4 separate regions of the Homo sapiens genome follow, and all the other regions are linked to region 2. A link is an interaction called in ENCODE POLR2A ChIA-PET data of the cell type or tissue named here. Cell type or tissue: OCI-LY7. All regions are shown on one strand. Each heading gives the region's core, and the rest is flanking DNA. Links, peaks and the distances in the headings are about the cores only.

Region 1 (6,380 bases), core at 1,951-5,950, 620 kb after region 2:
AAGATAAATGGCCCAGTACCAAGAAATACCTAGGGCACCTGGACACATAATTAATATTACTTAGAATGAAAAACAAGGAAAAAAAAAAAAAAAACAATCCACAGGCATTTGGTCACTTTTCGACACTCAGGCTCTCCCTTTAGGGGATGAAATCTCACAGTTTCCAAGTATATGACCAATTTGCCACCCAAGCTTTCAAAATCAAGCCCCCAGTCATCAGATGGAGGAACTGACCAAGATGATGTTTGTTCCTGACGCCTTTAAATGAAATACAGCTTAGCCCCAAATAAGGTAACTAAATAATTAATATTTGAGCCCAGAATTCCTAAATTTCTTTTCTGGCCCATTTTATTTTGCCTAAAAAGCAGTAAGTAGCCACATGAGGGATGTGATAATACTAACTAATTTAACTTGCAGAAAATTGTAAAGTGCTTTTGGGAGTTCATTCTTTCCTATCTTCCTAACACTAGTGGATTCTCCTTTCCCTGACATCCACATATAGTTTATTAAATCCACTAAAGTAAAAAAAAAATTGTCCAATTCTCCAAAATATGGGTAATTACTACTAAATTGGCCCTCTTTTGGCAGCTCCAAGAAGTGAAAATGTGTCGCGTTGTTTTCTAAAGATTCAAATTTAAAAGTTGTTCTGTTATACTTCACCTAATTCCTTGAAGGAATTAACTATCAAGAATTTCTTCCAAATTGAAAAATGTCTTACACTGTAAGGCATTATTTTAAAAATCCATTTTCTTTATCCCACACAAGATCTTTTATTATGGACTCATACAATTAAATTTCACCTAAAGTTAAGAAACTTTATCCCCAAGAAAAGTTGGGGAATAATCTATAATTTTTACCAAGCTAGAAGGAAAATGAAAAAAACTCAGAAATCAGATATACTTCAAAGGAAAAATCAAGAGGTTCGTTCTAAAACCTTAATGCATTTTCTGAATTTTTTTTTTTTTTGCATCCAAACTAGAATGAGTTTCAAATAGTTTTCAACAAGAAATATTTTGGATAATCAGAAACAATTCATAATGCTAAATGCTTCTATCGTAATTTATTCATAAATAAACATAAAGATATGACTATTTTGATGCATGGTATAAAGGAATCATACTCTTAATAAAAAGTTATGTGGAGAATCTCAATTTTACAAACATAGAAGTTCAAAATTATATCGAGGTAGTAATTCAAGCTGCCTGAATTTGTAAATGTTTTAAATTTAGGACTAAGACCAGACAGAAGTTTTGAGACACTTTACATTTGAAAATCCCTTTTCCTTAAATCAAAAGATTATGAATAACAGAGGAGAATGACTCTTTCTTTTGTCTTTGGCGACTGCCTTTTAGAATGATTTGGCATAGACTACTTGAATAAATGAAAGGAAGATTCCAGATTCTTTTATTTTTTGAGCTCAAGAAAACCAAACAACTTTTAATTGCTCTGTTTTTAAAAGAATATTTTATGTTAATTATTTTTAAGTACACTATTCAGTGTACTATATGTAAATACCCACCAAATAAAAGTATACATTTTGCTACATGTAATTACATGTATAGTAGTACATCATTCATTTCAATACCCTGAATGTATGTGCAGTTATATAATTGTACCAAAAACCTGCCCAACTTGTAAGAACAAACTGTAATGATTTCTAAACAGTAGACTCCTGTTGACCACCCTCCCACCCTGACTCTGGTGACAGCATTTCTCGGTCTCCTTTTGGAAATCTTCAAAGACTTCATGTCTGGCCCACCATTTCCCCCTTCTTTCCACTTCTGGACAGCATATGTTAATGACATTCACTCTAGGTATCTTTCGACACCTCTAATGATTATGTTCTGTTCTCTCCGATTTGTCTTAAACAAAAAAAGTGTACAGCTTGGCCTCTCAGATGGTGGTGGCTTACACTTTGAAAATACATCTATGGCGGAAAGGTGGCTCACGTAATCCCGGCATTTTGGGAGGCCCAGGCAGGCGGATCACTTGAGATCCAGAGTTCAAGGCCAGCCTGGCCAACATAGTAAAACACCGTCTCTATAAAAATACAAAAACTAGCTGGGTGTGGTGGCGTGTGCCTGTAATCCCAGCTACTCAGGAGGCTGAAGCAGAAGAATTGCTTGAACCCGGGAGGCGGAGGTTGTGGCGAGCCGAGATCACACCACTGCACTCTGCCTAGGTGACAGAGTGAGACTCCATCTCAGAAAAAAAAAAAAAAGAAAGAAAAGAAAAAAGAAAAAGAAAAAAAAAGAAGAAAATACATCAAGCTTAATGGACTTGACTCCTCCTTGCTTTGGGACATTCAAGTTTCTGACAAGAGACCTGGAGCTTTTGTTATCACACAAGCTTCCAAAGCCCATCTCACCAGCCACTGACCCCTGGCTGCAATCTCTTTCTTACCAAATTTATATTCTAATATAAATTTGGTTTTCTTTTCTCTTATTTTAATTTATTTTATTTTATTTTTTATTTACTTTTTGAGACAGAGTCTCGCTCTGTTGCCCAAGCTGGAGTGCAGTGGCGCGATCTCGGCTCACTGCAACCTCCACCTCCCGGGATCAAGCGATTCTTCCACCTCAGCCTCTGGAGTAGGTGGGACTAGAGGCATGCACCACCAGGCCCGGCTAATTTTTATATTTTTAGTAGAGATGGGGTTTCACCATGTTGGCCAGGCAGGTCTCGAACTCCTGACCTCAAGTGATCCACCCGCCTCGGCCTCCCAAAGTGCTGGGATTACAGGTGTGAGCCACCGCGCCTGACCTCTTTTCTTTATTTTTTGAGACAGAGTTGCACTCTGTACTCCAGGCCGGAGTGCAGTGACACCATCATGTCTCACTGCAGCCTCAGTCTGCTAAGCTGAGACCACAGGCATGTGCCACCATGCCTGGCTATTTTTTTTCTTCTTTTTTTGTATGGAGCAGAGTTTCCCAGGCTGGTCTCCAACTCCCAGTCTCCAGGGATCCTCCCACCTCGGCCTCCCAAAGTGCTAGAATTCTCAAGCGTGAGCCACCACACCCGGGCCTACATTTTCTTGATATTTTGAGTTTATTCGAATATCAAATCTCACTTTTCCTTTTTTATCTCCCCCACATCATGAGACTCCCACAGAGAGGTCATATTACCCATTTCCTGTACACAATTAAAATAAATGCCATCTTCTGTGACTCTCACTGATGTCATTACTGAATCACTAGAAATTAATAGGGTAACAGTAGCTTGAAAGGGCTTGAGATATGTAAAACACTATATAAATATTATTATTAACTTGCTTAATGTAAAGTTCAAGTTCTGTGCTCAGACTTATACTAATTTCTTTGCTTTCCTCCTGGGAGATATGAACCATGGGCGTTTTATTTATATTGAGTTTCATTATTAATATTGCTCTTATAACAGAAGTTTGCCATCCAATATTTTAAACGACAACTATGTCCCTGGTGCTAGGCCATGTAGGGTATAGACATGGGTTGGGTTTTTTTTTTCCAGTTGTATTCATCATACAAAGCAAAATATTTTTCTACACCCTCTTTTGTGACACGTCTCCACAGTTATACAGTTGGTGTTGAATGAAGATTTGTTTTCATGAAATATAATTAGATTTTCTTTTGTCACAAGCACTGTCAGATTGTATATTGTTTTTTTTCCTGAGTAAGTGTGGTTTGCAAGATTTTGAAAGCTTGTTCCGGCCAGGCGCGGTGGCTCATGCCTGTAATCCCAGCACTTTGGGAGGCCGAGGCGGGTGGATCACCTGAGGTCAGGAGTTCCAGACCAGCCTGGGCAACATGGTGAAACCCCGTCTCTATTAAAAATACAAAAATTAGCTGGGCATGGTGGTGGGCGCCTGCCTGTAGTCCCAGCTACTCGGGAGGCTGAGACAGGAGAGTCGCTTGAACCCAGGAAGTGAAGGTTGCAGTGAACTGAGATCACACCACAGCACTTCAGTGACAAGAGCAAAACTCTGACTTAAAAAAAAAAAAAAGAGAGAAGAGAAAGGTTGTTCCAGTGGAAAATAGGAAATAGAAAAGCTCGTATTTCTAGCAGGAGTAGAAAACTTTTTCACTCCCTCAAGCTCCATGCACGTGAAATATTTGATGTAGTGTCAGTTTTTGAGAGTCTGTATTATAATATCTTTAGAGGTTTAAGAAGCTAGCTTTAACTAGGGTAGAATCTAAGGGGATGTCAACATTTTATTTTTGTGAGAGAGAGGTGAATGGCAGAAGGAAGAAGTAAGGAAAGTAGGCATCGACTCTGGCACTTACTTTTCTTATTAAAATATTCACCCACAGACACAGGCACACACACTTGTATAATTTGAAAAGCCTGTGTGGGCCTGGCATGGTGGCTCACGCTTATAATCTCAGCACTTTGGGAGGCCGATGTCGGCAGATCACCTCAGGCCAGGACTTCAAGACCAGCATGGCCAACATGGTGAAACCCCGCCTCTACTAAAAATACAAACATTAGCCCGGTGCAATGGCAGGTGCCTATAATCCCAGCTACTTGGGAGGCTGAGGCAGGAGAATCGCTTGAACCCTGGAGGCGGAGGTTGCAGTGAGCTGAGATCGCGCCACTGCACTCCAGCCTGGGCAACAGTTAAAGACTGTCTCAAAAAAAAAAAAAAAAAGAAAGAAAGAATGCTAGGGAAAAAAAAGGCTAACTCCTAAGAGTGGGTGTCTCTGGATGATGAATTTATAAGTGACTTATTTTCCTTAATATTTTTTCTTTTCTTTCTTTCTTTTTTTTTTTTTTTTTTTTTTGAGACATGGTCTCACTGTTCCCCATCCTGGAGGGCAGTGGTACAATCATAGCTCACTGCAGCCTCGAACTTCTGGGCTCAAGTCATCAGGCATACACCACCAAGCCTTGCTAATTTTTTTTAAACAATTTTTGGTAGAGACAGAGTCTCTCTATATTGCCCAGGCTGATCTTGAACTCCTGGCCTCAAGCCATCCTCCCTCCTCGGCCTCCCAAAGTGCTGGGATTATAGGGATGAGCCACAGCACCCAGCCTTATTTCTATATTTTATGTATTTTCTACATGAGTACATACCACCTGTATAATGCAGGGAAATAGTAAATGTTATTTAAAATAAGGACACATTAGAGCCTATGTCATCTTTTTTTTTTTTTCTTTTTTGAGACGGAGTCTCACTCTGTCGCCCAGGCCGGAGTGCAGTGGTGCGATCTCAGCTAACTGCAACCTCAACCTCCGCCTCCCAGGTTCAAGCAATTCTCTGCCTCAGCCTCTGGCGTAGCTGGAATTACAGGCGCCCGCTACCATGCCCGGCTAATATTTTTGCATTTTTAGTAGAGACAAGGTTTCACTATCTTGGCCAGGCTAGTCTTGAACTCCTGACCTCGTGATCCACCTACCTTGGCCTCCCAAAGTGCTGGGATTACCGGCGTGAGCCACTGCGCCCGGTCTTTTTTTTTTTTTTTTCTTTTTTTCTTTTTTTTGAGACAGAGTTTCACTCTTGTTGCCCAGGCTGGAGTGTGATGGCATGATCTCAGCTCACTGCAACCTCCGCCTCCTGGGTTAAAGTGATTCTCCTGCCTCAGCCTCCTGAGTAGCTGGGATTACAGGTGCCCACCACCACAACCAGCTAATTTTTTATATTTTTAGTAGAGACAGGGTTTCACCATGTTGGCCAGGCTTGTCTTGAACTCCTGACCTCAGGTGATCTACCTGCCTTGGCCTCCCGAAGTGCTGGGATTACAGAGGTGAGCCACCGTGCCAGCCTGTCATCTCTTTAAACAGTAACTTAACTCTAACCTAAAAGGGGTCCTGTGATCTAGTGATTATAGTAGGCAATTGAAAACAGAGAGGGAAAATCACATCCTAATTTTGCCACTGAGTCACTGTTTCACTTTGCCTCAGGTTTCGGGCCTGTAAAATGGGAATAATTAACACTTTCTTGTAAAATGCTTTGGAGCTTTCCAAGGAAAGACCTTATGAAGGTGCGAAGTATTGTTCTATTAGCGCTAATTGAAGTGAACATAAAAACAAAGGCATTTGAGAGAAATTGAAGTCATTACGGTCAAGTTGAGGAAGGCAGCAGACACAATACCAACTGCTGAACTGGATCTTCGAGATCTTTGTCTTCTTTTTTCTTTTAATTGTTTTTACTTTTTTTTTGAGACAATCTCGCTCTGCTGCCCAGGCTGGAGTGCAGTAGTATGATCATAGCTCACTACAGTCTCAACCTCCCAGGCTCAAGTGATCCTCCCATCTCAGCCTCCCAAGTAGCTGGAACCACAGGCATACACCACCATGCTTAATTGTTAAAAGTTGTCTGTGTTTTTTTTGAGATGGAGTCTTGCTCTCTTGCCAGGCTGCAGTGCAGTGGCATGATCTTGGCTCACTGCAACCTCCGCCTCCCA
Region 2 (7,554 bases), core at 1,637-5,636:
CCCTGTTCCTTGGCTCCAGTGAGTCTGCCTGCTTGTCCCCCCATTTTCTGTCCCCTCGATATGCGATTCTCAGGGTTCTGTCTGGGTCCCTCTCCTCTCTTTGCTCCTCCCTGACTGGTTTCATCTACTCCCATAGTTCCAAGGACCAGGGCAGCCTGACAACCCCATCATCACCTTCAGCCTTGATCTCTCTTCCCAGCACATATGCCTAGGGCCCTCCACTTTACCAGGCCCACAGCCGAATCTGTCATCTTCCCTCGCATTCCTGCCCCACCGCCTGGGTCAGCTGTCTCAGAAGGGTTCCCTCACCCACTCAGCTGCTGGCACCCATGAGTCCTCTCCCCATCGGGTCGTGACAATTCTCCCACCTCCACATTGCTGGACTCTCCCTTACTTCTCCCTGTCCCCACTTGCTTCTGCACTAACTCAGGCCACCATCACCTCTGGTCTGCATGGCAAGGCAGGAGCCCTGTCCCCTTCCACAAACTCAAAGGTCCCCCATGTCTCTCCATTCCAGCCCCTACCCTGTGGCCTTTGAGACTCCAGTCCCCTGATTAACAGGGTCTGAGGCCATGGCAGGGCGCCTCCTCCCTCCCCAGCTCGCTTTCTGGGCACTCTTGTTCTCCTGAGCCACCTGACTTCAGCTCAGCGCTCGCCTTCGCAGAGGCCTGGGTCAGGTGCCCACACAGCAGGCTGTGCTGCTCTCCCCAATCCTGTTCCTGCTCAGACCTGGAGCCCCCTGAAGGCAAGGACTGTGTCTTGTCCACCACCATCCCCAGTGCCTAGCAATGGGCCTTGGAATCCCTTGGATTTTGCACTTAGTTGGTGCTCAATAAACATTTGCTATTTTTTTTCATTTATTATTATATTTTTTGAGACGAAGTTTCACTCTTGTTGCCCAGGCTGGAGTGCAGTGGCATCATTTTGGCTCACTGCAACCTCTGCCTCCCAGGTTCAAGCAACTCTCCTGCCTCAGCCTCCCCAGTAGCTGGGATTACAGGCACTGGCCACCATGCCCGGCTAATTTTTGCATTTTTAGTAGAGATGGGGTTTCACCATGTTGGCCAGGCTGGTCTCGAACTCCTGACCTCAGGTGATCCACCTGCCTTGGCCTCTCAAAGTGCTGGGATTACAGGTGTGAGCCACTGCATCCAGCCTTTTACTTCTGAGACAAGGTCTTAGTGTTACCCAGGCTGGAGTGCGGCAGCACAATCATGGCTCACTGCAGCCTCAATCTCCCAGGCTCAAGTGATTCTCCCACTTCAGCCTTGGAAGTAGCTAGGACTATGCCACTAGGCCAGGTGCACTTTTCAATTTTTATTTTTTAGAGATGTGGGGCTCACTATGTTGCTCAGGCTGGTCTTGAACTCCTGGCCTTAAGTGATCCTCCTGCCTAGGCCTCCCAAAGTGCTGGGGTTACAGGCAAGAGCCACCACACCCAGTGGATTTGTGACATTCTGTGGAGTAAGAAAACAAGAAACGGCCTCCTGGAACTCGCTCCAGGTTAATTTCCAAGAGTGTTCTCTCTACTGAAATATATGTTAATATATGGTAATCGTAGCTAACTTTAGTCAAGTACACCAAATAGTAAACAGAAATTAACTTCCAAGAGGGAGAAGGAGAAAACACGTGTCTCCACCATGAATGAAAAAGAATTGGCCTGAGTTCTATTTCCAAGAGTTAGTAGAACACTCCTCTAACTCAATTTTAATTTGTTTTTTACCAAAATATAAATGTTGGAAACAGCGAAATAAATTTAAAATAGTAACAGGGCAGGGCTCGGTGGTGTACACTTATAATCCCAGCACTTTGGGAGGCTGAGGTGGGAGGGTTGTTTGAACTTAGGAGGTGGAGACCAGTGCAAGATGGCAAAACCCTGTCTCCACAAAAAATACAAAAATTAGCCAGGCATGGTGGTACGCACCTGTAGTCCCAGCTACTTGGGAGGATGAGGTGTAAGAATGGCTTGAGCCCGAGAGGTGGAGGTTGCAGTGAGCCGAGATCACGCCACTGCACCCCAGCCTGGGCAAAAGCGCCAGACCTTGTTTCAAAAACAAACAAAAATTAGGCTGGCATGGTGGTGAATGCCTGTAGTCCTAGCTACTTGGGAGGCTGAGATGGGAGGAATGCTTGAGCCCAGGAGTTGGAGGCTGCAGTGTGCAATGATGGCGCCACTGCACTGCAGCCGGGGGGACACAGCAAGCCCTTGTCTCGAAGTTAACTAATTAAAGGGGCGGGTTCTGTAGTAGAATCTCCTGTTTAAACAGTAAAATACCTGTTTAAATGTCTATTTGGGCATGAATCGTAAATGATGCAGAATTACAGGGGCATCACCAGGGAACCTAGATATATTTGTTTTTGAGACAGGGTCTCACTGTGTTACCCAAGCTGGAGTGCAGTGGAGTGATCACGGCTCACTGCAGCCTTCAACTCCTCGGCTCAAGGGATCCTCCTACCTCAGCTTCCCAAGTAGCTGGGACTATAGGTGCGCACCATCACGCCCAGATAATTTTAAAATTTTTTGTAGAGATGGGGTCTCACTGTGTTGCCAAGGCTGGTCTCAAACTCCTGGGCTCAAGCGATCCTCCTGCCTCGGCCTTCCAAAGTGCTGGGATTACAGGCGTCAGCTCACCACGCCTGGCCATAAGAATTCTTGTGTGTGAGTTTGTTTGAGACGATTCTGTTACCTACACCTCTGTGTTCAGTTCCAGACTCCTTCCCACCCATGAGCAATGAGGGACATTACTTCATGATTCTCCCCTAATGGTGGTTTTTTTTGTCGGGGGGAGGGCAGGGGCTCTCAGTATCACCCAATCCTTTCTCAATGATGACATCTGTTTGTTCTTCTTTTCCTAAATAAGTGATGCCCTGAAGAAAGAATCTCTCAACTTAAGGTCCTGATGACCTAGTACTAATGGCCAGAAATGGCTACAGGACATGTCCTGCCTAAATATCATCTCCTGCACCCCGTGGGGGTGAAGCCCACCGCAACCTGGCATCCTGCTGTGTCGCCATGTGCCCACCCACCCAACACACACCTGTGGCGACTGTCTCTCTTGGCCCAGTGAGCTGGCAGAGGCAGGAAGGGACTTGCTGACAGTCCCCTGGCTTACCAGAGGCAGGGGCAGGATTCAAAGCCAGGTCATCAGGCTCCAAGCCCCAGCACCCTCCCCAGCACTGAGGCGGCCCACAAGCTCCAGGTTGCAGACTCAGGGCAGGGGCTGTGACACATGTGGGGGTGGGGAGAGGGATGGAAACCAACAGTCCAAAGATAGGAGAACTAAAACCGAAACACAAACCAGCCAGTCCCAGACAGAGAAAAACAGGTTTCAAAATGTACAGCCAGGGCATGTGCTCATTTATTAGGGCTGACTCTCCGTGTCCGCTTCCTGGGAAAGAAAATCCCTGTGACATGAACCGATGAAGGGACAGAAGCTATCACAGATGCTACAGGGCTCAGAGAGGGGCCGGGGCAATCTACACTACAGAAGTAAAAGCAACGTAAAATGTTTCTGGGTTTCCTTTCCCTTCACTCAAAACCACTATTTCCTTAGTTCTATCAAAGTACGTAAGGGGCATAAAATAGACTCAGGAACTCGGGGCTAAATCATCCAAAAATGGAGCCAAGGCTCTAACTAGAAACTGTCTCTGTCGTCCCTGTTGGCCTCAAAACCCCGAGGTAAAAGGCTGGTCTCGGCTCCTCCCAGGCCCCCTGGCTCCCAGCACAGTGCCCCGTCCTCTGTGTTCATCATCATCGTTTTTTAAGAGACAGGGTCTCGCTCTATTGCCCAGGTTGGCCTTGAATCCCTGGACTCAAGCGGTCCTCCTGCCTTGGCCTTCCGAGTAGCTGGGATTCTAGGCGCATGCCCCTGCGCCGGGCTGCCCTGCTCTCTGCAGGTGCCTTCTCTGCATGGGCCCAGTGCCTGGATGCCAGTTTGAGGCTGCGCCACATGAGGACACAGCAGTTCCGCCTCTCTTCTCCCCGCTGGCCCCAACTGCTGTGAGCCGGCGGAAAGCCCCGACAGTTGCAGTCATGCAAGGAGGAGCTCCACCCACTTGACCCAGTCCCGCCTCTCTCAGCCTGTTCTGTTTAGACCCCCTTCCACTTCGGGATGAAATCACAGCTGTTGGTGAGAGAACCCCCGTCCGGCTGGGAATCCCTCGCCTTCTGCTCTGGCTCAGCCCAGCTTGGAGTCTCCGCCTGCTCACTCTCCGGTGACCGGCTCTTCCCCCACAGCGCTTTCCACACACCCTGTGCCCTTGTGACCCAGCCCCTGGTGAAGTCCCTGGCCCGGGCCTCCTTGTGCACACACCCAGGCCTTCCCAGAACACGAGAGCACCGGGAGCTGCAGTGGGAGCAGACCCTCTATGGCGTGGTCCCCACTTCCCACTGGAGTGAGTGGGCAACATGGACCAGCCCCACAGCTGAGGCCATCTCCTCACTGAGCCTGGGACCAGGTCCACGTAATGTGTCTTCAGTCCCCGTGGGAATGGTGGCATCTCAGCCTTCTCCAGAGTGTTTGCGACTCACGGTCCACATGTCCCAACAAAACGCAAGGGTGTTCTGCTCTTTACTAAATAAACGTTCCCTTCCCAGAAACCAGCCCCAAACTCATCACTGTTCAAATATGTGGCAAGGTGAGGCTCTCTGTCCCCCTTTACCAGGAGCACGGATGGTGTCTGCAAGGCAGTGCCTCTGAGTGTCAGGGAGATGGCCCCTCAGGCTCCCAAACCTGCCAAATACAGGACTGTGAGCGGCTCGGGAGGGGTCTCCTTTGCTCTCCATCCAGCGGGTCAGCGGGTCCTTGCGGGGGAGAAAGAGCCAAACAGCCGCCTTTCCCTTCTGGTCACAGCACGAGCCAGGTTCCAGGCAGAGGCTGTGGCAAACATTGTCATCGCCCCATGGTGAAACTGGGCACTTCCTCCTCCTCCTCTGTTCCAGATGCCTCCGCAGAGCTGCTGGACCCCTGCTCCTTGGGCTGACCGGGTCCTGTAACCACACGACATTCAAATTACAGACATGCAAAATCGTTCAGGGTCAAGGGTGCTTTCAAAGAGGAGAGCTGATGGGAAGTCAAAAGTCCCTGTTCCTAGACCGCATGGCAAGAAACCAGGGTCATGCCTCACGTCCACCAGTCCTCTGAGCCATTCCCCAGGAGTAAGGGTGGCTCACAGACCTGATCTACCACTGCTCTCACGGGTGCACCCCATCTTTACCCAAAGGCCCAGAGGCACACGCAAGACCCGACACCCCATAAACCACGCACTACTTTTACATGGCTCAAGTTGCCTCTTGGGTGGGCAACTTCCCGACCCAGCTCTTCAACACTAACGCCAGGCTGACAACACTCTCACTGAAGTCTCAAGTTCTCACTGCCGTCTGCAAAAGGATTTCCGAAACCTGTGTGGCAGAGGGCTCTGCCCCCCACACATACGCCAGCTTCCCAGCTCCTCCCAAGCATGGCCCAGGAAGCCCCTCCTGACACCTGTGAGCAGCACAGGTTCCCTGTCCCCCATCATGACTGCCAGCCAGAAGCCGAGCATGAGGACGTGTTCCCAACTCCTCCCCTCCCCCTCTTCACGCGGGAGCAGGAGGACAAGTGAGAGTTGGAAAGGCAGAGGCAGAGACCACAAGGCAGCAGATGGCCCGGCTCAGCCATGCCAGGACGCCGGCCGCAGGCACGGTGGCCTCAGCAACTCACAAATGGGTAGGCTCACCCGGGCCAGCCAATGCTCCTTGAGGCACATGTGCAGGGCTTGCCCTGGCCACCCACACGCCCACTACAGACCCTGAGCGCTGCTACTGCTGTGTCACCAAAGGTCAGACAAAGGGCCTCTAAGCAGGAGGCCCTGCACAGCCAAAGGCACAGCCCAGCCTAAAATTCACTGTCATACCCAGGATGGGACCGCAGAAAGAACACAGAACACGCACGGCGCTGGCGAAAGCATCTGGAAGATTTAGTTTCATTAATTTGGGGCATCCCTTTTTCCCCTCAACCTCATACCACACAGCATGATTAGCTTTGAAAGTTCAAACGGGGAAGCCGGGTGCAATGGCACACACCTGTAATCCCAGCACTTTGGGAGGCTGAGGAGGATGGATCACTTGAGCCCAGGAGTTCAAGACAAGCCTGGGCAACACAGCGAGTTCCATTTCTATAAAAAATGGCCTGGTGACACATGCCTATAGTCCTCGCTACTCATGAGGCTGAGGCAGGAGGACCTTCTGGGCCCAGGAGTTCAAGGCTGCAGTGAGCCATGCTACTGCACGGCAGCCTGGGCACAGATTTTTTTTTTTTTAAAGTTTAAATGGTGAGGATATTTTAATAGCTAATATTTGTCCAACACTATTACATGGAAGCACTGTGCTAAGTCTGTACATAGAGTACCCTGTTTAATTCTTACAATAGTCTATGAGGTAAGTACCACTCTTATATATCCATTTTACAGATGAAGAAGATAAAAGACCCAGAGAGGTGGAGGAACTTGCTGCTCGAGATCTCCTATTCACTAAGACAGGGACCCAGGCTCAAACGTGTTCTCTGACTCTCTCAGCCTCTGCCTATGTTGTCTGCAGAAATCGTATAAGGCGCCGGGCACGGTGGCTCATGTCTGTAATCCCAACACCCTGGGAGGCCGAGGTGGATGGATCACGAGGTCAGGAGTTTGAGACCAGCCTGACCAACATGGGGGAAACCTCATCTCTACTAGAAATACAAAAATTAGCCAGGCGTGGTGGCGGGCGCCTGTAATCCCAGCCACTTGGGAGGCTGAGGCAGGAGAATCACTTGAACCCAGGAGGCAAAGGTTGCAGTGAGCCGAGATAGCGCCACTGCACTCCAGCCTGGGTGACAGAGGCAGACTCTGTCTCAAAAAAAAAAAAGAGCATAGGGTCTGATCTTTAATTCTGCTTCTGATGAATACAATACTCGTTGAGCTGGATGTTTGTGGAAGGGAGCAACAGAGGAGGACTGGAAGCATTCCCCGTGGCTGAAAAGCCTTTGAAAATGCAGTATGGGCTGCAGATCCCTTATCCAAAATGCTCGGGACCAAATGTGTTTCAGATTTCGGATGTTTCGGATGTTTCCAGACTTTGGAATATCTGCATCTACACAATGAGATATCTTGGGGATGTGACCCAAGTCTAAACATGAAATTCACTTATGTTTCATATATACCCCACACACATAGCCTGAAGGTAAATATAACATTTAAAAATAATTTTGTGGCTGAGTACAGTGGCTCACACCTGTAATCCCAGCACTTTGGGAGACCGAGGCAGGTGGATCACTCGAGGTCAGGAGTGTGAGACCAGCCTGGCCAACATGGTGAAACCTCATCTCTATAAAAATACAAAAATTAGGCTGGGCGTGGTGGCTCACGCCTGTAATCGTAGCACTTTCAACAGCCGAGGCCGGTGAATCACCTGAGGTCAGGAGTTCAAAACCAGCCTGGCCAACATGGCGAAACCCCGTCTCTACTAAAAATACAAAAATTAGCTGGGCGTGGTGGTGCACCTGTAATCCCAGCTACTTGGGAGGCTGAGGCAGAAGA
Region 3 (7,126 bases), core at 1,719-5,718, 110 kb after region 2:
CGCCTCCCGGGTTCAAGTGATTTTCCTGCCTCAGCCTCCCGAGTAGCTGTGAGTACATGTGTGCACCACCACACCCAGCTAATTTTTATATTTTTAGTAGTGACGGGGTTTTGCCATGTTAGCCAGGCTGGTCTCAAACTCCTGACCTCAGGTGATCCGCCCGCCTTGGCTTCCCAAAGTGTTGGGATTACAGGCGTGAGCCACCGCACCCGGCCCCTGTGAACATTTTCTATTGAAACTGGGTCCAGTGGGAGGGGCCAGGTTCCTAGACCAGTCTACAAAAGCCAGAAGTACTTCGGAGACGTGTGAAGGACCCAGGAGGATGAGATGTCACAGCTTCTGAGGCTTAGCAAGGTTTAGGGAGCCCATGGGTGGCCATGGCTGGGGGTGGGGGTCCAGGAGAGGTGGGATGGGAAGAGCAGGCTGTCCCCACTGGCACCTGTGTTATTGCTGTCACTGCCGCTGCCGCCCGGGGATTCCAGGGTCTGCAGAAAGGTCTCTAGCGGGACGTGGATCAGGGATTCTCTGACGGCATCTCGACCTCGGCTGTGGGGGGCTGTCACCACTGCACCCACGGCTGTCGTCTCTGGGGGGCGGGGCAGGTCGACTGCTGGGGAAGTGGCAGGTAAGATGCACGTATCTTTATCTGTCCACCCTGAGTGTGCCCCTCCTTCAACCCTGTCCCCCTACCTACCATCAGTCAGGAGCTCACAGCTGCAGGAGGCCACGCGGCTGGCCAGACAGCCTCCTCGGGTACAGGAGAGCTCGGTGTCTTCCTCACTGTCACTGTGGAGACAAGAAATGGAAACCATGTCCTGCCGTGGGACTTGGACTCGGACCACAGGCTACTTATGTGGCCAGGCAGTGGCTGGCAGTCCCATGGCCCAGCATCTAGGCCTCCTGGCTCTGGTCACCTCCCTCTGCCTCCATGTCCCTCTGTCCCACCCTACACTGGCTCTGTGGCCACCGTGTGATTGACCAGGCCACTGTTGGGGCTCAGAAAACAATACCGCAAAACAAAGTCCTCAGCAGCAGCCTCGAACAAAAAAGTTTTTCTCTGACCTTCTCCTGCCTACTTGTCTCTCAGTCCTCTTCTCCCCAGAGGCACCAGAGAAACAAAAGTCCCTTTTTCCCAAGGTGGGTCACAGAAACCAGAACCCCTTTTCCCAAAACGTAGTCATAAAACCTAAAAATATTCTTTTTTTTTTTTTGAGACGGAGTCTCACTCTGTTGCCAGGGCTGGAGTGCAGTGGCGCGATCTCGGCTCACTTTGCCTCTGCCTCCTGGGTTCAAGCGATTCTCCTGCCTCAGCCTCCTGAGTAGCTGGGATTACAGGCATCTGCCACCATGCCCGGCTAATTTTTTTGTATTTTTAGTAGAGATGAGGTTTCACTGTGTTGGCCAGGCTGGTCTCAAACTGACCTCGTGATCTGCCTGCCTCGTCCTCCAAAAATGCTGGGATTACAGGCGTGAGCCACTGCGCCCGGCCAACCTAAAAATATTCTATGTAAAAACTTGTCATAAAGAAATTATCCAGCCAGGCACAGTGGCTCATGTTTGTAATCCTAGCATTCTGGGAGGCTGAGGTGGGAGGATCACTTGAGGTCAGGAGTTTGAGATCAGCTCGGGCAACATAGCGAGACCCCCATCTTTTTTGTTTGTTTGTTTGTTTTGAGATGGGAGTCTTGCTCTGTCACCCAGGCTGGAGTGCAGTGGCACGATCTCAGCTCACCGCAACTTCTGCCTCCCGGGTTCAAGTGATTCCCCTGCCTCAGCCTCCTGAGTAGCTGGGATCACAAGCATGCGCCACCATGCCCAGCTAATTTTTTTTTTTTTTTTGTATTTTTTGCAGAGATGGGGTTTCACCATGTTGGCCACGCTGGTCTCAAACTGGTGATCTGCCCGCCTTGGCCTCCCAGAGTGTGGGGATTACAGGCGTGAGCCACTGCACCTGGCCGCAAGAACACGTCTTTTTTTTTTTTTTTTTTTTTAGACAGAGTTTTGCTCTTGTTGCCCAGGCTGGAGTGCAATGACGCAATCCTGGCTCACTGCAACCTCTGCCTCCCGGGGGTTCAAGCAATTCTCCTGCCTCAGCCTCCCGAGTAGCTGATATTACAGGCATGTACCACCACGCCCGGCTGATTTTGTATTTTTAGTAGAGATGGGGTTTCTCCATGTTGGCCAGGCTGATCTCAAACTCCCAACCTCAGGTGATCCGCCCACCTTGGCCTTCCAAAGTGTTGGGATTACAGGCATGAGCCACCGCGCCCGGCCCTGAGAATCTCATCTTAATAAAAGAAAATTAGCTGGGCGTGGTGGTGAGGCAGGAGGGTCAATGGAGTCCAGGAGTTGGAGGCTGCAGTGAGCTGTGATCATGCCCCACTGCCCTCCTGCTTGGGCAACGGAGCAGAAAAAAAAAGTAAAAACAAAAGGAAAGAAAGAAACGGAAGAAGGAAAGGAAAGCAAGAAAGAAAGAAAAAAAGAAAGAAAGAAATTACCCAATCTGCCTGGTTTGACTGTAGGTCATAAGACCCCCATTCAAGATAGGGTTCTGTCCCACACCCAGAAGGAAGGAATGCTACTCAGAGAGGCCAAGAAGAATCTGGACAGACAGGCCTGGCTGGGTCCCCTGCTCAGTCTATTCCCTTTAGATCCTACCCTTTGTATCCAATCCTCTTTCTACACTGCTGTCCATACTTTGCTGAACCTAAGCATAAAAATGGACCATTTCCCTGTATCCTTTTTTTGAGACAGAGTCTCCCTCTGTTGCCCAGGCTGGAGTGCAGTGGTGTGATCTCGGCTCACTGCAACCTCTGCCTCCCAGGTTCAAGTGATTCTCCTGCCTCAGCCTCCCAAGTAGCTGGGATTACAGGTGCATGCCACCACCAGGCCCAGCTAATTTTTGTATTTTTAGTAGAGATGAGGTTTCACCATGTTGGCCAAGCTGGTCTCAAACTCCTGACCTCGTGATCCGCCTGCCTCGGCCTCCCAAAGTACTGGGATTACAGGCATGAGCCACCATGCCTGGGATTTTTTTTTTTTTTTTGAGACTGAGTCTCACTCTGTCACCCAGTGGAGTTCAGTGGTGCAATCTCAGCTCACTGCAACCTCCGCCTCCCAGGTTCAAGCAATTCTCCTGTCTCAGCCTCCTGAGTAGCTGGGATCACAGCGGGCCCGCCTCCACCTCCAGCTAATTTTTGCATTTTTAGTAGAGATGGGGTTTCCCCATGTTGGCCAGGCTGGTCTCGAACTCCTGACCTCAGGTGATGTGCCTGCCTCAGCCTCCCAAAGTGCTGGGATTACAGGCGTGCACCACCACGCCCAGCCCTCCCCTGTATCTTTGAGTCTTCATTCTGAAGGCTCCTATGTATACACGTTAAATAAATTTACATGCTTTTTCTCCTATTAATCTGCCTTGTGCAGCTAAGCACTGTGGCTCATGCCTGTAATCCCAGTGCTTTGGGAGGCCGAGGCAGGCGGGTCTCTTGAACCCAGGAATTCAAGACCAGCCTGGACAACATAGCACGATCCCGATCCCGTCTCTAAAAAAAAAAAAAAAAAAAAAAAGGCCAGTTGCAGTGGCTCACGCCTGTAATCCCAGCACTTTGGGATGATGAGGTTGTCAGATCACCTGAGGTCAAGAGTTCGAGACGAGCCTGACCACCATGGGGAAACCCCGTCTCTGCTAAAAATATAAAAATTAGCTGGGCTTGTTGGCAGGTGCCTATAATCTCAGCTACTTGGGAGGCTGAGGCAGGAGAATTGCTTGAACCTGCGAGGTGGAGGTTGCAGTGAGCTGAGATTGTGCCATTACATTCCAGCCTGGATGATGGAGCGAGACTCCATCTCAAAAAAAAAAAAAAATTAAGCCAGTCATCGTGGCATGTGCCTACAGTCCCAGTTACTTGGGAGGCTGAGGCAGGCAGATCAGTCGAGCCCAGGAGGTCGAGGCTGCAGTGAGCTTGATTGCACCACTGTACTCCAGCCTGGGTGACAGAGCAAGACCTTACCTCTAAAAAATAAAATAATAAAATAAAAATAAATAAATAAATTTGTATGCCTTTTCTCTCATTTATCTGCCATTTGCAAATTGATTTTCCACTGAAACTTCAGAAAGCCCAGGGGAAGGCTCTCTCTTGGCCCGGATACCACTGAGTGGACAGTCCCCACTGAGGGCCCATGATCCCTGCCCACTATCCTTGAGGGGCTGGGCTCCTCCTGGGATCCCGTGCAGACCCTCAGAGGGTGGGAAGGTTTCTCTCCCGATTTGTGACATGAGGTGTCTGGGACCCTGCCAGCTCGAAAATTCCACTAAGTGAGGTTCACCTTCACAGCGGCTGGGGAAAGAGTTTGCAGAGCAGATGGTCCGGAGGGCGGTGGAGGAGGGATTACAATCACTTTGTGGATCAGGGCCTGGGAGGCGCCCAGGACCTTAATTGTGTTTCTTTAAATGAAGCTGTTAATTAGAAAGCAGCGGCCCTTCCCCCCGGGGCTTGGCTCACCCCATTAGCCAGCAGAGCTGCTGCCAATTGCTCAGCCTGTCGGGCTGCCTATCCCTCCTACTCCTGGCCTGGCATCTCTCCTGGATGGTGGAGCCAACCTTCTTGCTGCTCTTCCTGTTCACAGCTGACCGTAACTGCCCTCTGCCTATTACCTGCCATGGCTCCCATTGTCCCTGACCTACCCGTTTCCTGAGCTCTCATCAAAATCTCCTCCTCACTGGCTACCCCAAAGGCCTTGATGTTCCCTGCGAGTCCCAGGTGCTTGTACACTTGCACACCTTTTAAAATTATTATTATTAATATTTTGAGACAGTCTTGCTCTGTCGCTCAGACTGGAGTGCAATGGCACAGTCTCAGCTCACTGCAACCTCTGCCTCCCGGGTTCAAGCGATTCTCCTGCCTCAGCCTCTCGAGTAGCTGGGATTACAGATGCCCGCCACGATGCCTGGCTAATTTTTGTATTTTTAGTAGAGATGGGTTTTCACCATGTTGGCCAGGCTGGTCTCAAACTCCTGACCTCAGGTGATCCGCCTGCCTCGGCCTCCCAAAGTGCTGGGACTATGGGCATGAACCACTGTGCCTGGCCCCGGCCAAATTTTTATTATTATTTTTTAAGAGTTAGGATCTTGCTCTGTTGCCCAGGCTGGAGTGCAGTGGTGCAATCCTAGATCACTGCAGCCTCCAACTCCTGGGCTCAAGTGATCCTCCAGCCTCAGCCTCCTGAGTAGCTGGGATAACAGATGCATGCCACCGTGCCCAGTTCCATTTCCACTCTTTTTGCTGGGCTTTTCTCTCTGCCCTCTCCCATCTTCCTCTGCCTGGCATTGGTCCACTCTTTATTTAAGCCTTGGGTTAGGTGAGCACGCCTAACAGCAACTCTTCCCTGACCTGAGCCCAGGGCTGGGTTAGGAGCCTCTCTCCAGCTCTCTCTATTTTTTTTTATTTTAAGAGACAGGGTTGGCTGGGCACAGTGGCTCATGCCGGTAATCCCAGCACTTCGGGAGGCTGAGTTGGGCGGATCACTTGAGGTCTGGAGTTCGAGACCAGCCTGGCCAACATGATGAAACCCCGTCTCTACTAAAAATATAAAAATTAGCTGCGCATGGTGGTAGGCGCCTGTAATCACAGCTACTTAGGAGGCTGAGGCAGGAAAATTGCTTGAACCTGGGAGGCGGAGATTGCAGTGAGCCAAGATCACACCACTGCACTCCAGCCTGGGCAACAGAGCAAAACCCTGTCTCAAAAAAAAAAAAAAAAAAAAAAAGAGAGAGAGAGAGAGAGGGTCTGGCTATGTTGCCCAGGCTGGTCTTGAACTCCTGGCTCAAGCGGTCCTCCCAGCTGGGCCTCCCAAAGTGTTGGGGTCACAGATGTGAGCCACTGCACCAGGCCCCCAGCCCTTTGGGGACTCACTGCCATCTCTGCCCAACTCCCAGTGCTCTGAGGCTCTCTTGGGGTGAAGACAAGACCTGGTCCAACTTCCTTCCAGGTCCCCAGGCCCTGGCCCCATAGAGCAGGCCTCACAGAGTCTGCTGGCGATTGGAGGTAGGGGGTATTTTAAAGGAGGGTGATCCTGGCTGGCACCAACCTGAATCGCATTGAATTGCTCATTTCTCAAGCTGAGCTCCCGCCCTGCTAGGAAGCTGCTCCTGGTGAAGGCTGGACCAAGGATATACCCAGCCTGTCCACCCATCTTCGGGCCACTTGGACACTCACCCGGGGTCCACGCAGCCCTGGATGTCAGCTACCCACGAGTGCTTCTGCAGAGAGTCGATGGTCTCCAAGATGTATTCGGCTCCATTCTCTACCTGGGGAGGAAGGTGGCCGGGAGTGCAGAACACGGTCAGCAGATGGGCTCCAGACCACAGGACATAGGGTCAGAGTGGCTCAAATGGCTGATCCCCCTCTCCCACAGCAGGGCTCAAGGGCATGAGCAGCAGGAAAGAAAGTGGGGTCACCATCGGGCACCACCTGGAACTCAGGCCAGGGACCCAGCTCACACTCTGTATTCCCTCCCTTCTGGGCCTCCCCACTGGGGATATGTCCCACCCCACTGATCTCAGCTCCTCTGCCTTAGAGACACAGCCTCTGAGGAGGCCATGCTGGCAGGGGGAGGGATGGGTGGCCCAGCATCCCCAACCCATGCCCTGGCACCCCAGGGGTGGGGTTCAAGTTGAGTGGAGAGACAGGCTGGCCAAGCACACTGAGTAGGGGGGCTTGCATGTCTTAGTGCCTGGAGTTCTACCGGCATGGCCATGCGCTTGAGATACGAAGCCTCTGAAGGGGAAGAGGGCAGGAGACATCCCTGCTGGGGCCAGGCCCAGAGCATAACCCTGCATTCTGCTCAACTCCTCCCAACGGCCCTGTGAGGGAGAGGAGCCATTTCCCCCATTTTATAGATGAGAAGACCAAGGTTCAGGGAGGCCAAGGAACTTGGTCAAAGTCACACAGCAGCCAGTGGCAGGGCCAGGGCCTGAACCCAGGTCTCTGGGACACCCAGGTCCCGTGCTGTTGGCTTCCGGTGGTGTGCCTCTGTCAAAATGCAGTTGCTGGGCCGGGCGCGGTGGCTCACGCCTGTAATCCCAGCACTTTGAGAGGCTGAGGAGGGCAGATCTCCTGAGCTCAGG
Region 4 (7,554 bases), core at 2,086-6,085, 560 kb after region 2:
CGCTCGGACGCTGGCTGCCCCCAAAAGTACAGGCTGTGTCATTGCTCTCTGACAGGGGACTCCCTTGTCATTTGACAACAATACGCTAAAGTAGACAGGATTGCCAGTAAACATTTAACAGCATGAGAAACATGATAACTCCACACAGTGCACTTCTTAAAGGAGCAGCCAGGCAATTTCAGCTGAAAGAAATGAAGATTTAACTTAGCTAGTCTGCACGAACATCAGTGCCTCCACCACATCAGGAAATATGTTCTCAAAAGGTCATGTGCACACACATCCACTGCAAAGAAGAAAAACAGTTGTTCTGGGTTTCTTGACAAATCAGAACAACCAGTCTATAATAACAGCAACTGCTGGCGGGCATCTGTAGCTCAACAAACCGGACTTTGTGCACCTGGCCTCCCACAGAAGTTCCACAAGGGGACCTCGAAATGGTGTCAGCGGAAGGACTGGGCAGCCACGGCAGGGGGAACCCAGGCCCCAGGCTCCTCTTCTATCTCCCAGGGCCGAGGCTAAGGCAAAGCCTCATTCTCTCTGGGTTTTGGTATCTTTGTGATAAACTGAGAGGATTGGTCTGATTTTGGTCCGATTCTACAAAACATTTAAAAAAAAGATATACATCATGAATAATACCATGTGGGAGATAGTATTTCCCTTTTTTACTTTTTTAGAAATAATTAAGGTGGCTCATTAAATATTAATATATCATGAAGCACCCCCAGTTGAAACATGAAGCTTAAATAAGTATTAAAAATAACTATCTATTAGGCTGGGCACAGTGGCTCATGCCTGTAATCCCAGCCCTTTGGGAGGCCAAGGCAGGTGGATCACCTGAGGTCAGGAGTTCGAGACCAGTCTGACCAATATGGTGAAACCTCATCTCTACTAAAAATATAAAAATTAGCTGGGCATGGTGGTGTGCGCCTGTAGTCCCAGCTACTCGGGAGGCTGAGACAGGAGAATTGCTTGAACCTAGGAGGCAGAGGTTGCAGTGAGCCAAGATAGCACCCCTGCACCCCAGCCTGGGCGACAGAGCGAGACTCCCTTTAAATAAAAATAAAAATAACTATCTATTAGGGAAATGCAAATCAAAACCACAATGAGATACCACCTTAAACCCACTAAGATGTCTACCATTAAAAAAGAAAAAAATCCAGGCTAGGCATGGTGGCTCACCCCTATAACCCCAGCACTTTGGGAGACCAAGGCAGCAGGATCGCTTGAGCTCAGGAGTTCAAGACCAACCTGGGCAACACAGCAAGACGCCATCTCTACAAAAAAATATAAAAATTAGCGGGGTGTGGTGGTGCACACCTATAGTCCCAGCTACTCAGGAGGCTGAGGTGGATGGATTGATTGAGCCTAGGAGGTCAAGGATCCAGTGAGCCATGATTGTGCCACTGCACTCCAGCCTGGGCAACACAGTGAGATCCTGTCTCCAAAAAAAAAAAAACAATCCAGAAAATGACAAATGCTGGCGAGGCTGTGGAGAAATTGGAACCCTTGTGCACCATTGGTGGGAATTTAAAATGGTGCAACCCAAACAGAATTCCACTTTTGGGTATAAACTCAAAAGAAACGAAAACTGGGTCTTGAAGAGATATATACACACCAGAGTTCACACAGTGTCACCACAGCCAAATGGTAGAAGCAACGCAAGCATCCACTGATTGATGAATGAATACACAAAATGGGGTATACACACACCACGGAATATTGTTCAGCCTTAGAAAGAAAGGAAATTCTGACACAAGCTACGACATGGAGGAACTTTGACACTGTGCTAAGTGAACTGAGCCAGTCACAGAAAGACAATACTGTATGATTCCACTTAGACGAGGGACCTAGAGTGGTCAAAGGCATAGAGACAAAGTGGAATCATGGTTGCCAGGGCATGGTGGGGAAGAAATGGAGTGTTATTGTTTAATGGGTGCAGAGTTTCAGTTTTGCAATATAAAAAGAGCCCTGGCTGGGCGCAGTGGCTCACACCTGTAATCCCCACACTGTGGGAGGCCGAGGCGGGTGGATCACTTAAGGCCAGGAGTTTGAGACAAGCCTGGCCAACATGGCGAAACCTCGTCTCTACTAAAAATATAAAAATTAGCTGGGTATGGTGGCACATGCCTATAATCCCAGCTACTCGGGAGGCTGAGGCAGGAGAATCGCTTTAACTCAAGAGGCAGAGGTTGCAGTGAGCCAAGATCATGCCACTGCACTCCAGCCTGGGCGACAGAAGGAGACTCCATCTCAAAAAAAAAAGAAGAAAAAAAAAAAAAAGAACTCTCAAAAGACAAAGACACATGAACCAGTCCCAGCGGGACTCTTGAATCTCACTTGGATTTTCTTGTTCTGATTGAAACAAATTTTTTTTTAATTATGACATTTGTGGGAAAGTGGCAGTTTGATATTGGATAGCTGATATTGATGAATCTTTGTCATTTTTCGAGGGTGTGCTAATGGTATTGTGGTTGTACTTTTTGCAAAGTCCTTCTCTTTTAGAGATACACACTGATGTATCTGTGGATGGCAAAAGATATGATGTCTGGGATTTGTTTCAAAATTTAAGTCGGGTGAGCGATGAGAAAGTTACAGATAAGACAAGGCCAGCGACAAGTAAATAATTATTATTGAAGCTGAGTCATGGACACAAAAGCATTCATGATCTTCTTCTGTTTGGGTATATATTTGAAATTTTCTGTAATAAGTAAAAAAAAAAAATACATGAAATGCAATTATTGCTGTGAAAAAAAATAATCTGAAGCCACATTTTCCTGATAAGTTTAGTAATACGGGTCTTTATCCTCTCTGAGCTCTAAACTTTGGGAGCTCTAAACTTTCCACACACACACACACACCGGGGACTTACGATGGGAAGGAAAGGGACACCGTGGTCTCCACAACGAGCCTGATGATGAAACGTGTTCAGGGCACACTTGCAAATTACACCAGGTTTAATATGTCCCTCGATGTAAATTATGTCAGTGTGAAATCCCACCTTTTTATAGGCAGGAGGAAAAACCCACCTTTTTATAGGCAAGTCAGAGGAAAGGGGGCAGGTTCTGAGCCAGCCCAACAGAAGGGCCTTCTTAGAAACTGCCTTCCCAGTCTCTGTGCTGGGGACTTATGGAAAGGATCACATTTCACAGGCAGCAGCTGAAGGACAACCGCAGGCTGGAAGGGCAGGCGGAGGAGGCCACTGGTGGCCTGGTGTCAACCGTAAAGCCAACTGCACAGCGTGCAAGTCCCGCCTACGACAACACACAATGTATTATATTCTAGGGACCCACCAGACTGGAAGCTCTTGGAGGACTAGAAGGACTCTGACCTTCCCGCCACACACCCCCGAGACCAACAGGAGTGTCTGCTCCATGGCTAGATGCTCCATAGATGTTTCTTGAGTTTCTGACTATGTCAATAGATATCATCAATCCATTTATTCAGAGAAAAAAAAATTCAAAGGAAATAAATCAAAACATTAGGGGTGGCCGGGCACAGTGGCTCATGCCTGTAACCCCAACACTTTGGGAGGCCAAGGTGGGCGAATCATATGAGGTCAGGAGTTTGAGACCAGCCTGGCCAACATGGTGAAACCCCATCTCTATTAAAAATATAAAAATTTGCCGGGCATGGTGGCAGGCGCCTGTAATCCCAGCTACGTGGGAGGCTGAGGCAGGAGAATCGCTTGAACCCGGGAGGTGGAGGTTGTAGTGAGCCGAGATTGTGCCACTGCACTCCAGCCTGGGCCACAGAGGGAGACTCCGGGAGGTGGAGGTTGCAGTAAGCCGAGATCGTGCCACCGCACTCCAGCCTGGGCCACAGAGTGAGGCTCCGTCTCAAAAAAAAAAAAAAGTTAGGGGTGATGATAACTCTGGTACTGGGATTATGAGTGACTGACACATGGCTACCAGCCAGCCTGGGCATGCAGAAATCTCACTAGCCCATAAGCACCAGCACCACCAAATCAGGACTGGTCAGGACTTCTTCTCCACCCCACCCCACCCCACCCTACATGTGCCTCTGCAGCACTGAGCCCCCAGTCCTCCGCCTGTCCCACCCTCAGTAGACAGGGGCACCCAGGGGGCCAACCAGCACCAAAACCAGCTTTGCAGCCCAGCATCTGCAGTGCATGCCGGGCAGGCAGTTTGTTAAATTCAAATGACTGAACCATTTCCATTCCAAAAGATTGGGGAAAAAACGGGTTGCAAATTTGCACCTGTTACTGGCTCTTAACAGCTAACTGCTAAATGTGGAAACGCAGCTTCCACTTAGTAGACTCTGTTCTTTAGAGAATCAACTATTACGCAGAGACGCCATTGCACTTGAAACCATCTGCCAGACATTAAAAAAGTGACCAGGAGTATGCGTGCAAGGACTGGTGGGCGCAGCTAAAGGAAAATGTGCCAATTCCTGCGACCAGCAGACACGGGGCAGAAATGTGGGTTCGAAGGAGCAGGGTGGCTGAGATCCGTTCTAAAGCAGGTCAGGACCTAACACATTCAGAGATGCAGATTTCTAGAGACAAAAAAAACTAGTGCAGGCCGGGTGCAGTGGCTCAGCCTATAAACCCGGCACTTTGGGGGCCTGAGGCAAGAGGATCGCTTGAGGCCAGTTCAAGACTAGCCTGTCTCTACAAAAAATTTAAAAATTAGCCAGGCATGGTGTTGCCCACCTGTGTTCCCGGAACCTCACAGGCTGAGGTGGGAGGATCACTTGAGACTACCAGGTCAAGGCTGCAGTGAGCTATGGCTGCACCACTGCACTCCAGCCTGGGTGACACAACAAGACTCTGTCTCTTTAAAAAAAGGAAAGAGAGAAGAAGAGAGGGGAAGGAGGGAAGGAAGGAAGGAAGGAAGGAAGGAAGGAAGGAAGGAAGGAAGGAAGGGAGGAAGGGGAGATAAAAGAGAGAGAGGATAAAGGAAAGGAAAGGACAGGACAGGACAGGAAAGGGAGGAAAGGAAGGAAAGACAGACAGACTAGTACAATCCTCTAGTTTTATAGATGAAGAAACTGAGGCTCACAAAAGAGCAGTGGCTAGCCCCAGGCCCTGGGACAGGTGATGGCAGGTGACAGCAGGTGACACACTGAACTTAGCTCACCTCTCCCCTGGGACCCCACAGAGCATCATTCTGCCATGCCACACAGCAGAAACTCATCCTTCATATTGTTCATTTATGTTTTAGGTGTGATCGTGGTATTAGGTATTTTTTTCGAAGTGACATTATCTTTTAGAGATACATACTGAAATATTTATGGAGAAAATAATATGATGTCCTTTTCAAAATTCCAGGAGTAGGCAGGGGCGGAGATGAAACTAGACAGGCCAATAGTTTGGAACTGATCATGCTGGGGGCAGCACACAGGGTTCATTATTCTCACCTCATGTGTGTCTGAAATCTTCCACCAGGAAAACATTTTCTTAAGAATCTGTTCAAAATACCAAACAGCGACAATGCATCTATCCCCTTCAAGGAGAGTCTCTGCTACTAATCTGGGCCTTCCAAAAAAAGAAAAAAGGAAGAAGAGGATAGGAGAGGGGAGAAGGGGGGAGAGACAGAGAGAGAGAGGAAAAAGCAGGCAGAGACAGAGAGACAGAAAGAGAGAGGAAGGAAGGAAGGGAGGAAGGTAGGGAGGGAGGGAGGGAAGGAAAAAGAAAGGGGAAGGAAGAAAAGGAAGGAAGGAAGGAGCAAAGAAAGACAAAGGAAAGAAGGAAATAAGCCAAGAAAAGAGAAAGAAAGAGAAGAAAGAAAAGAAAGAAAAAGGAAAGAAGGAAAGAAGCAAAGAAAAGAGAAAAAGAAAGGACTGAGAGAGAGAGAGAGAGAAAAGCAACCTTCTGCTAGGATCTTAAAGATACTACCCATGAAGCCTTCTGGCTGGGAAAAATTTTCAAAAAGCACCATTGCTCAATAAGAAGAGGGAACATATTCAACAAGTTATCAAGTCTGCAGAGAGAACAAGCCATGTCAGTATGAGATCATTAAATCAGCATTCTGGCAAAAAACGGTATTTCCAAACGTTCTGATGACAGCTGGATCAAACCCGCCAATACCTGACAGTAATAAATACAGTTATTTGGGAAGAAAAATAGGGAGTGACCTTACAGCTCCACTGAAATAGGCCAAATACGGGAAGCTTGAGGCGGTAGGAAATGGAAAAGAACAGCTAATATTTGGCAAGCTTCCTTGATGATCAACAAATTAAAATGTTAAGGAAGCAATTTGTTGAGAAAAGATATTTTTAAAAGAAGCTGAATCACGCAGGTTCAGCCCCGGATACGGTCAATTGGTAATTTTTAAATCATTTTTTAAAAGTTAATGTGTTCAGCCTCTAGAAATGGCATTTGAGACATCGCTGAGTTAATCATAAGCCGCCTCTCCCCCAGCTCAGGTGCAGGGAGGGATGCCTTTGCTGAGTTACTCTAGGGCTCTGCTCTCAACCCCAGGCTCAGCAGGGACTGCAAACCCAGCTCTCATGGGCAGTGCCTTTAGTGACAAGGGCATAAACAAAACTATAGCCTGAAGTCGAGCTAGAGTTTCCAAAGGCCCTCTGGTTGCCGGTCCATTTTCAATCATTAGCCACCTGACCTACTTCCAAATCTAGAAAGCCAAACAATACCGGATTTCTTCAATTAAAATACTGCTGGTTTTCACAACGCATGAAGGGAAGACTTTCTTGTGATTAAACAGCCATTCCCTGGGAGACCGAGGGAAGCGGATCACCTGAGGTCAGGAGTTTGAGTCCAGCCTGGCCAACATGGCGAAACCTAGTCTCTACTAAAAATATAAAAATTAGCCGAGCATGGTAGCGAGTGTGTGTAATCCCAGCTACTCAGGAGGCTGAAGCAGGAGAATCTCTCGAACCTGGGAGGCGGAGGTTGCAGTGAGCTAAGATCGTGCCACTGCACTCCAGCCTGGGCCACAGAGCAAGACGCCATCTCAAAAAAAAAAAAAAAAAAAAAAGGCATTCGCATTCTAAGGGCCAAAGTATACCCTCACTAAACCACCACAGCTCACAACTAACTCACTCAACATAGGGCTCACTGAGCATTTGCTGTTGTGGGTGCTAAGAACAAAGTCATTGTTTTCAGAATTCAAACATTCTTTCGGGTGAGAGGAGTGGAAGACACAGGTTTTATAAGTAGGGGATCATGTGCAGATAAGTCATTGAAGAAGAAAAAGTCAGGGAAGGCGGGAGGGACCAAGAAGGGATGGGTGAGGATGGCTCCTCTGAGAAGGGGACATGTGAGCTGAGACCTAAGAAAGTAAAACCTAACCATCACAAACCAAAGTCGGCCTCTAAAATGGGATCCCCACCACCAACCCCAAAACCAGATACTACAATGCTCTTGGCCGGGTTTTTAGCCATGTGCTTGGTTAGCTGCTGCTTAACTTTATTCTTAAGGAATCTACATACTGCATTTTTTTAAAGCAGGTTCCCTGGTAAGAAACCCTACTCCTCAGAAACAACAAAAATAGTATGTTCTGTTTTCTCTTTTTTTGAGACAGAGTCTCGCTCTGTTGCCCAGGTTGGAGTGCAGTGGCACCATCTTGGCTC

What was found. Peaks named below come from ENCODE experiments on the same cell type or tissue, not always from the same donor. Only the 100,000 strongest peaks of a DNase experiment are listed, where the experiment ranks them.
Region 1: POLR2A ChIA-PET joins it to region 2 with 19 read pairs; 1 of 35 experiments calls an interaction of 5 or more read pairs at or near these places.
Region 3: POLR2A ChIA-PET joins it to region 2 with 6 read pairs; 6 of 35 experiments call an interaction of 5 or more read pairs at or near these places.
Region 4: POLR2A ChIA-PET joins it to region 2 with 8 read pairs; 2 of 35 experiments call an interaction of 5 or more read pairs at or near these places.

The regions. Positions count from the first base shown.
Region 1 is chr7:101,806,780-101,813,159 of GRCh38, reverse strand. No RefSeq gene overlaps it. Among named protein-coding and RNA genes, the nearest start is that of CUX1, 7.7 kb to the left of the region's middle. In OCI-LY7, for the core only: no CTCF peak of the experiment used is centred there; no DNase peak of the experiment used is centred there; H3K27ac peaks cover 1,076 bases.
Region 2 is chr7:102,422,450-102,430,003 of GRCh38, reverse strand. It overlaps PRKRIP1 (PRKR interacting protein 1), which reads right to left. Exons shown (of 6, transcript NM_024653.4): 6 at 3,338-4,990. The coding sequence ends at 4,893. It overlaps LOC100630923 (LOC100289561-PRKRIP1 readthrough), which reads right to left. Exons shown (of 9, transcript NR_038967.1): 9 at 3,322-4,990. Among named protein-coding and RNA genes, the nearest start is that of ORAI2, 7.3 kb to the left of the region's middle. RefSeq lists enhancers at 3,087-3,376, 3,857-4,366, 3,537-4,440. In OCI-LY7, for the core only: a CTCF peak has its summit at 2,070; DNase peaks (open chromatin) are centred at 3,243, 3,993, 4,983 and 5,603; H3K4me3 peaks cover 3,163 bases; H3K27ac peaks cover 4,000 bases.
Region 3 is chr7:102,307,996-102,315,121 of GRCh38, reverse strand. SH2B2 (SH2B adaptor protein 2) reads right to left here. Exons shown (of 9, transcript NM_001359228.2): 4 at 6,216-6,307; 5 at 695-786; 6 at 440-610. Among named protein-coding and RNA genes, the nearest start is that of MIR4285, 18 kb to the right of the region's middle. RefSeq lists an enhancer at 6,221-7,005. In OCI-LY7, for the core only: no CTCF peak of the experiment used is centred there; no DNase peak of the experiment used is centred there; H3K27ac peaks cover 2,431 bases.
Region 4 is chr7:101,858,067-101,865,620 of GRCh38, reverse strand. The region is part of intron 1 of CUX1 (cut like homeobox 1); the gene reads right to left. Among named protein-coding and RNA genes, the nearest start is that of CUX1, 44 kb to the right of the region's middle. RefSeq lists an enhancer at 4,049-4,762. In OCI-LY7, for the core only: no CTCF peak of the experiment used is centred there; DNase peaks (open chromatin) are centred at 3,200, 4,190, 4,610, 5,100 and 2 weaker places; H3K4me3 peaks cover 3,868 bases; H3K27ac peaks cover 4,000 bases.